2 separate regions of the Mus musculus genome follow, and region 1 is linked to region 2. The links are chromatin loops, found by intact Hi-C in ENCODE. Cell type or tissue: heart. All regions are shown on one strand.

Evidence for each region. Hi-C counts contacts between places; a loop is a spot of excess contacts. Peaks named below come from ENCODE experiments on the same cell type or tissue, not always from the same donor. Only the 100,000 strongest peaks of a DNase experiment are listed, where the experiment ranks them.
Region 1: it touches region 2 in a loop (2.2-fold over the local background); 1 of 42 quality-filtered maps calls a loop at or near these places.

The regions. Positions count from the first base shown.
Region 1 is chr14:26,909,515-26,913,514 of GRCm38, forward strand. It overlaps Asb14 (ankyrin repeat and SOCS box-containing 14), which reads left to right. Exons shown (of 10, transcript NM_001170748.2): 7 at 1,783-1,954; 8 at 2,297-2,840. Among named protein-coding and RNA genes, the nearest start is that of Asb14, 17 kb to the left of the region's middle. In heart, no CTCF peak of the experiment used is centred here; a DNase peak (open chromatin) is centred at 1,897.
Region 2 is chr14:26,857,416-26,861,415 of GRCm38, forward strand. It overlaps Dnah12 (dynein, axonemal, heavy chain 12), which reads left to right. Exons shown (of 75, transcript NM_001370884.1): 60 at 1,760-1,932. Among named protein-coding and RNA genes, the nearest start is that of Asb14, 35 kb to the right of the region's middle. In heart, no CTCF peak of the experiment used is centred here; DNase peaks (open chromatin) are centred at 1,156 and 1,816.

The DNA of each region.
Region 1 (4,000 bases), 52 kb after region 2:
TGGTACTGGAAACTGAATTCCAGTCTTCTGGAAGAGCAGCAAGCGCTTTAACCACTGCTCTCTCTCTAGTCCCAAGTTTAGAAATTTTTACACAGATAAAGGGACTGGGACATTGTTAACACTCAAAAACCATTTATTAGATTGCTTAGTGCATTCTAGGAACGCGGGTCTTGTGCAGCCCTTGTGATAAGGAGTCTGTTCTAAAGTAAAGGCACATCCTTCCATTGAGATATAAAGATGCTCAGATGTGCTCGGCTTCCCTGAGACATTGATGTAGACTTCTTTCTTTTCTTCACCTTCCCGCTCCCCTCCCAGTTGCTGCCCTAGATCTGGAGGGCACTTACCCTACAAACATGGGTACACTTATCCTTGTAGCTATCAAAGTTAGGGGCTGGACAGATGGTTCAGCAGTTACAAGCAATTATTGTTCTTGCAGAGGACCAGGATTTGGTCCCAGTCACAACCATCAGTAACTACAGTTTCAGGGGATTCGATGCCCTCTTCAGACCTCTGTGAGCACCATACATGCATGAGATGCACATGACATGCAGAACACTCATATGCATAAATAAATATAAAAACAAAACAATTAGCACCTGTGATAGTAAAGTACTAAGAATCAAAGGTGATATAAAATATGGCTCCCTTTTCTCGTGTTATCTACATCAACTAGTTGGGGAAGAAAACCACGGGATAAAAGTAGTTTCTAAATAACGGTTCGGTTGGCTTTCAGTGTAGTTTAGTATGTCATTTGGCACTTGGGACTCCAGTAAGAATACTTGGTAAAAGGCAGCTTTCTTTCTAGGCTGTCTTATATAAGCCACCCTAATCCATAACTCACTTGCATGGAGAGTGGCATTAAGAAGCAACTATATATTTACCATGTCTTTTAACAGTACTTTGATGAAAGGGGACATTTGTAATTTTTAAGTTATTAGAGACTGTGGGCCTAGGTACCAGAAGTTTTCCACGGAGACCTCTATCCAGGCCGGGTGGGAAAGCCCCAGTGAGGGAAATGAGTGCAGGCAGGGAGATAGACGAAGCCTCTGCTACGCCTTCCAGGTAACTCAGAGCCTGGATCAGTGAAAAGCCAACAATCCAGTGAGGAATGAGGCGGAACTTGGGCGCAGCTCTTCGGGAGAGAAGATCTCTTCCCAAGTGTTACACCTCTTGGAACAAAAGCGCCAGACAAAGGAATAGTTCTCGCATTCCTTTTACTCTCTGCATGGCTCTCCTATATACAGTCCTGGCAGTGATTTAGAGTTTGACAGCAAGCCCCTCTCATTGGCTTGGGCTGAGAGTTTGGGGGAAACCTTATTTGCATGTGAGAGGGCTTGGTCCTGTTCGTTAAGGGGCTGATAGCCACGCCTCTCCTGTGGGGGGCTGTGGGGGCGGTAGCTCGACAGGAGCCAGGGTCCAGAAGACATGAGAGAACTCCTTCCGTCCCATGTAAGTGATTTATCACTACCGGGGCCTGGGGTTCAAGATCTAGCCTCGACTGGAAACCAGGCTGTCTGTGCGTAGCCCATTGCCCCACAAGAGTCTGTTTATAGTAAAAGACCCTAATTCTTCCTAGGTAAAATTGAGGACAGGTTGAGTTACTGATGGTTGTGAACTACAATGTGGTTGCTGGGAATCAAACCCTGGTCCTTTGGAAGAGCAACAATTGCTCTTAACTGCTAAGCCCTCTCTCCAGCCCCTAACTGCTTTTCAGCAGACATTAAGATTGCTTAAGTGATATAGTGAAAAGAATCTTTGCCTAATGAGACTGCTTCTTTCCAGGAGCTGACGTTCACAGTCAGGCCTCTGACTCGTCCTCTGTGTTACTTGAAGCTGTTAGAGGAGGGAATCCGGAAGCTGTGAGTCTGTTGTTAGAGTATGGAGCTGATGCCAACATTCCTAAGAGTTCAGGCCACCTGCCCATCCACGTGGCAGCTGACAAAGGCCATTTCCTGTAAGTTAAATTCTGTAATTGTAAATAACAGGAAATTGTAGTAACCAGGTTTTTTTGTTGTTGTTGTTGTTGTTGTTTCGTTTTGTTTTTAAAGAACTGCTTTCGAAATATAGAAAGCCTTGGGTCTCAGATGACTGCCGCTAATTCAGAGTTTTTAACCTAAAAGAGTGGTTCTTCTAAATTTTACTTGACATCTGAGTTTCTTAACGAAGGAACTCTCACTTCCGTTAGGTCTTAAATACTGGCTGATTAACATAGCACTCAGTGTAGGGATAACAGTATCATAAGCAGGTTAACTCTGCACCGTAACAACCTAAAGTGCACTTTGAAATTCTTCCTCAGAGCTCTAAAGGTATTGGTCCCAGTCACAGACATCGCAGCCATCAAGAAGAGCGGGATCAGTCCGGTTCACTGCGCAGCAGCTGGGGCGCACCCCCACTGCCTGGAACTTCTCATTCAGGCTGGATTTGATGTGAATTTCATGCTGGATCAGAGAATCCGTAAACATTATGATGATCAACGGAAGTCAGCCTTGTATTTTGCTGTTTCAAACGGTGACCTCCCTTCAGTTAAGCTGCTTCTGAGTGCTGGAGCTCTACCCAATCAAGACCCAGTCAACTGCCTACAGATAGCTCTTAGGATGGGCAACTATGAGCTCATAAGTCTATTACTGAGGCACGGGGCCAACGTCAACTACTTCTGCCGCGTTAACCCTTTGCATTTCCCATCAGCGCTACAATACACATTGAAAGATGAAGTCATGCTCAGGATGCTGTTGAATTATGGCTATGACACTGAGCGATGTTTTGATTGTCCTCATGGAGAAAGGGTTCATCGGTTTTGTACTTTTGAAGGCTGGACATCTACAGTTATTAAAGATACTATGGTAAGCCTACAGTACTGGCATTATTCCCTAAGCATTTATTGTCTTGTAGCGTTAGAACTGTAACAATCGGCATGATGTGCCCTTGGAAAAGCTCTGATAGTCTTGCACTCTGGCTACTTTTTCTTTGTATGATTCATTTATCTAAAATGTGTCTAAGTTCTCCATACCAGTGATCACTGGGTTTCTTTTATTATGTTTTCTAGCTCTCAGATCTGATCAGCCCATTCCTCTGGCCATCCATCCTTCTGATGAGCAGAGACCGCCACACACACACACACACACACACACACACACACACACACACACAGACACACACACATCACACACACACACACACACACACAGACACACACACATCACACACACACACACACACACACACACACATGATGAGCAGAGACCGCCACACACACACACACAGACACACACACACACCACACACACACACACACACACACACACCACACACACACACACACATAATGAGCAGAGACCGCCACACACACACACACACACACACACAGCGCACCTCTTCACTTTGCCTTACCTCCTCTGCATCTCCCTCACCTTCAACGTTTTCCAGGGCTTTTTAATGGCTTCTCCTATTTTCCAGGTCTCCAAGTGTCCTCTCCCAGAGGCCCTTCCCTGGCCATCTTAAGGACATCCCTCTCTTAATCACTCTCTTATTGTGGAGATTGGCTCTTTTATAGCCTTCATCTAGAATTATCATTTTAACTCTTTTGCCTCCTTCAAAGATATATGAGCATCAATCAGCTCCTGGTCATTTGTTCATGGGCTTTTAGGTCTGTGCTTGGCACATAATAGATGTTTTATATATACCTGGATTTATATGATCAACATTTGAAAGCAGGATGATGAATGGGAGACTTTGAAACAGTTTGATTAAGTGGCAGGTTTTATTTTAGGTAATCGGGCTAGGAGTTACTTTGTGCACTGACTTGGCATTTAAACATACACTATCCGGTATTATTTTCTAAACAGTCCATAAAGTATGACTTCAATTCTCATTTGGGCATTTTTTTCTAAAGGCACATAAATTATTTAAAGGCAGAAATTGTCATTGTTCAAGCATCAGGATCAGATCTAGGTTATAAACAATAAAAAATGCAAAAAATAATAAAAGCTTTAATAAAGTGGCG
Region 2 (4,000 bases):
GGTTACAGAGGGGAGCCGCCACGCCTAGCTTTCTGCATGTGTTCTGGAGAGGGAATTCAGGTTGTAGGATGTGAACTGAACCATCTGGCCACCTCAGTTTCAGACCTGGCCCTTTAAAACATTTGTTATGGGCTGGTGAGATGGCTCAGCAGGTAAGAGCACCCAACTGTTCTTCCAAAGGTCCTGAGTTCAAATCTCAGCAACCACATGGTGGTTCACAACCATCTGTAATGAGGTCTGACACCCTCTTTCTGGTGTGTCTGAAGACAGCTACAGTGTACTTACATATAATAAATAAATAAATCTTTTAAAAAAATTTAAAAAATAAATAAATAAAAAGATTTATACGTTTAAAAAACATTTACTCTTTTTAAAAAATATTTTAAATGATTTTAAGTTTTGTTTTAATTTTTGTATGTGTATGAGTGTTTGTCTACATATATTAGCTAAATTCAGCTAAATACTAGCTTTTTTAAAAAAACATTAGATTTTTTTTAATATATCTGTCCACTACAAGCATGCCTCGTGCCTTCTGAGGCAAGAAGAGAGTAGGAGATCCTCTGGAAGTGGAGTTAGGTGGTTTGGACTGCTAGCTGGGTGCTGGAAACTGAATTAGGTTCTCTGCAGGAGCAGCTAGTGCTCTTAACCTCTGAGCCATCCCTCCAGCTCCTATCACTTTACCCTTATATCTAACAGAAACCAAAGCAGAGGTTATATCAGTCACTCAGCATCTTTTCACTGTGCCCCCTTCCAATCCAGCTCCACTCTGGACAAGGGTTTAAGAGGTTTCGTTTTATAATAATGTGTTGATAAAGATTCTTTCTGCCAGGTGTTTGCTCCCTTATTTTTACATTTTTGAAGAAGCAAAGAAGACAATGTCTTAGAGAAATATTCTATAGCAACCCATATCTGAGAGCGTGGCTGAGATATTGTCTTCCCAATTCCTGTTCATCAGAGCAAAGGAAACTGGTGAACTTCCCATTCATCGGAGAGGAGAAACAGCCTTGTTTACTTTCTGTTACTGTGGTGAAACTGCCTCAAACCAACATGGGGGAGGGGGAGGATTTATTTGGCTCAAAGGTTGCAGTTCATTATCAAGGTCAACCAAGGCAGGAACTCAAGGCAAGAACTGGGGACAGAACTGAAACCAAGAGCACAGTGCCTTACCCTTCATAGCTTGTTCAGCTTGGCTTCTTATACAACACCTGCCCCAGTGTGGCCCTGCTGAGAAGGAAGAGGCGGGTGCAGGAAGGAAGGAAATGTGAGTCAGGTTTAAATAGGAGTAGTAGGTTTACATGAAAGACTATTAATTCTCAATTGCTGCTAACTTTGTTTCCTTCTTATAGTCAAGACTGAGGTTCAGAGCTTTCAGGTCATTTGTGATTATATTTTATCTATTTTAGGGAAAGTTCACAAAGAACAGACCTCCATTCAAACTAGCTAAAATTTAAAAAAATATATTAGATTTTTTTATTTTATTATTTAATGAAGATTACAAGAGAGGGGTATAAGGTCTGTCCCTTTTCCTTTCCTCTTCACTGTCTCTCAGCTTCCTCGTCCTTCCTCTGTAATTCTTCCTTTTTCCTTTTTTTCTAGCTTTTAGCTAGGAACCCCTCTCCTGTAGAATGTACTTGAATTAAGTTCTTAAAATTTGTCATTGAGTTAAAGGCTTTTCAAATATATGTAAAAATTCATTATAGGAAAAGCACATGATGGAGAAAATCCCTTTTCACTCATCTTGGCTCTTCTCCTCTGCCAGGTTGCAGAAAAAACAGAGCTCAAAATAGCAGAGTCGCGAGAAGGATACAGGCCCATCGCCAAACATTCCTCAGTGCTATTCTTTAGCATTGCAGACCTGGCCAACATTGATCCCATGTACCAGTACTCTCTCACCTGGTTTGTGAACCTTTACATCAACTCCATTCATGACAGGTAAGCAGATGTCTGGCTTCCTCCATTCTCCCTAGGTTGGATTCTTCACCACCATTTCCATTAAAAAAAAAAAAAAAAACATCAATTATTGTTTGTACTTATTCCTGTAGAGTTTCCATTGTAGATTACTGAGTGGAAGAAGGAAAAACAGAGCGAAAGACATCTAAAGTCTTCCTTTTAAAAGATTGTTTGACACGCCTAAGATTTATGCATAGAGGGGTGGCCTCCCTATGCAGCCCACTTTGGCCTAGTACTAGCCATTAGTCCAGGCTATTAGTCCAGGCCATTAGTCCAGGCCATTAGTCCAGGCCTTTAGTCCAGGCTAGTCGGAGACTTGGGGGCAATCTTTCTGTCTCTGTTCCCTGAGTGCCGAGATCACAAGTGTGCCACCATACCTGGCTCTTCTTTCTGTCTTTTATATATTCCAATGATGCTCAAGACTTCTTTTTGCTGACAATTCTAATGTCTCTTTTTCCAGCTCTGAGGTGTCTAAAAGGCTGTACCACATTTATATTTATTGGCTAGAAATTTTCACTTTAACAGATTAATAAATGTATTAGTTGCTTTCCTTATTGCTAGGACAAAACAAAACACCTGAAAAAAAAATCAACTTAAGAAAGGAAGGTTTATGTTGTCTCACTTTGAAGGTCCATCCAGCAGGGGAAGGCGTGATGAGGAGTGGGAGGTGGGTAGTCGCATTGTGTCTATAAAGGAGGGAGCCAGAGATGGGCCCTGGTGCTCAGTTCCCTTCCTCCTCCAGCCCACGGGATGATGCGACCATTTCAATTAACCTAATCTATAAAAACCCTCACAGACATCCCTAGAGGTTATCTTAAACCATGATTCTAAATCAATCAAGTTCACAAGCAAAATTAACTGTCACAATGAGTGTATCCACATTTTGAAGTTGTTCAATCTCCTTTTGACCTGATACTAGCCGCAGGACTTTAGAAGAGTCACTTACCTGTAGCCGCCAGCGGCCACAGGTTACTGGGTTCCTGAAAGGAAAGATGGGATTCGTATGGAAAGGCAGCGAGAGAAATAACAAGCCAAGACAAAATTCTCTGATCAAGGCAATGTTTACCTATGAGTCCGAGTTTGGGGGGGAATCCCCCACCATGCCAGGATCTCGGTGCTTTGTCAGTATCTAGAAACAGGTTCAGCCTCTCAGCAGGTAGTGGGGTCTCGGAGGAAAGCTGCAGATGTAGCAGGACAATAGACTTTACTTAGGTTGGAAGACTCCACCCTAGGTGGGCTAGCCCCTGTGGCAAACTAGGTATGAGCCAGGCTGCTCAAGGCTGGGGGGAAGGGCACAGTTACCCTTTGTGCAATTTGTGCAATTGCTCCAGTTGCCTTCTTTATAAAAACAGAAATAGTAATTATACTTGTCTCCTCTGGTAGTTCTGAGAATTAAGTGAGATATTTTCAAAGTGTTAAGAAAAATGCCTTGTATTTAAATGTGACTCAGACCCACATACGTACCATAAGAAACTTCTTTCTATGTCAGCTCCTGGTAGAATAATTAAAATCCCTAAGGGCTCTGACTTAGAATGTGATTTTACACTGTGTTTGTAATGGAGGAAGACAGACAGGCTGAAAATTTTTAAGATGTCATTTACAAGTTTCAGTGATGATTTGGAGGTGAAAGACCCACAACGTGAGGACTCCCCCACGTTCTGACTCAGGAGAGGCGACATCCCAAAATCACCCAAAAGAAATGGTCTTGCTGCAAATTGCAAGAGGATTTTTATTCAAGAGCGCTCTTGGGCCCATGGTCATACACCACCCAGGGGTAGAGGACTGTGGCGCCCTGAGTAGCTGGATAAGGGGGTATTTAAAGGAAGGAACCACAACTCAAGGAGGTGGGAAGGGCGTTGTTGGAAAATACCAAAAATACCAGTTAAGAGTCACAAGGAAGTACAGAGTCACAGGTGTCACAAGGAATACCTGGTAATTGTTAACTCTCAAGACAGTTTCTAAGAGCCTCTAACAATAGCACATTTGCATTGCAGGTTCCGGCAATGGTCAGGGTGGGTCAGGGTGACTTTCTTTGAATGAACACTCCTTG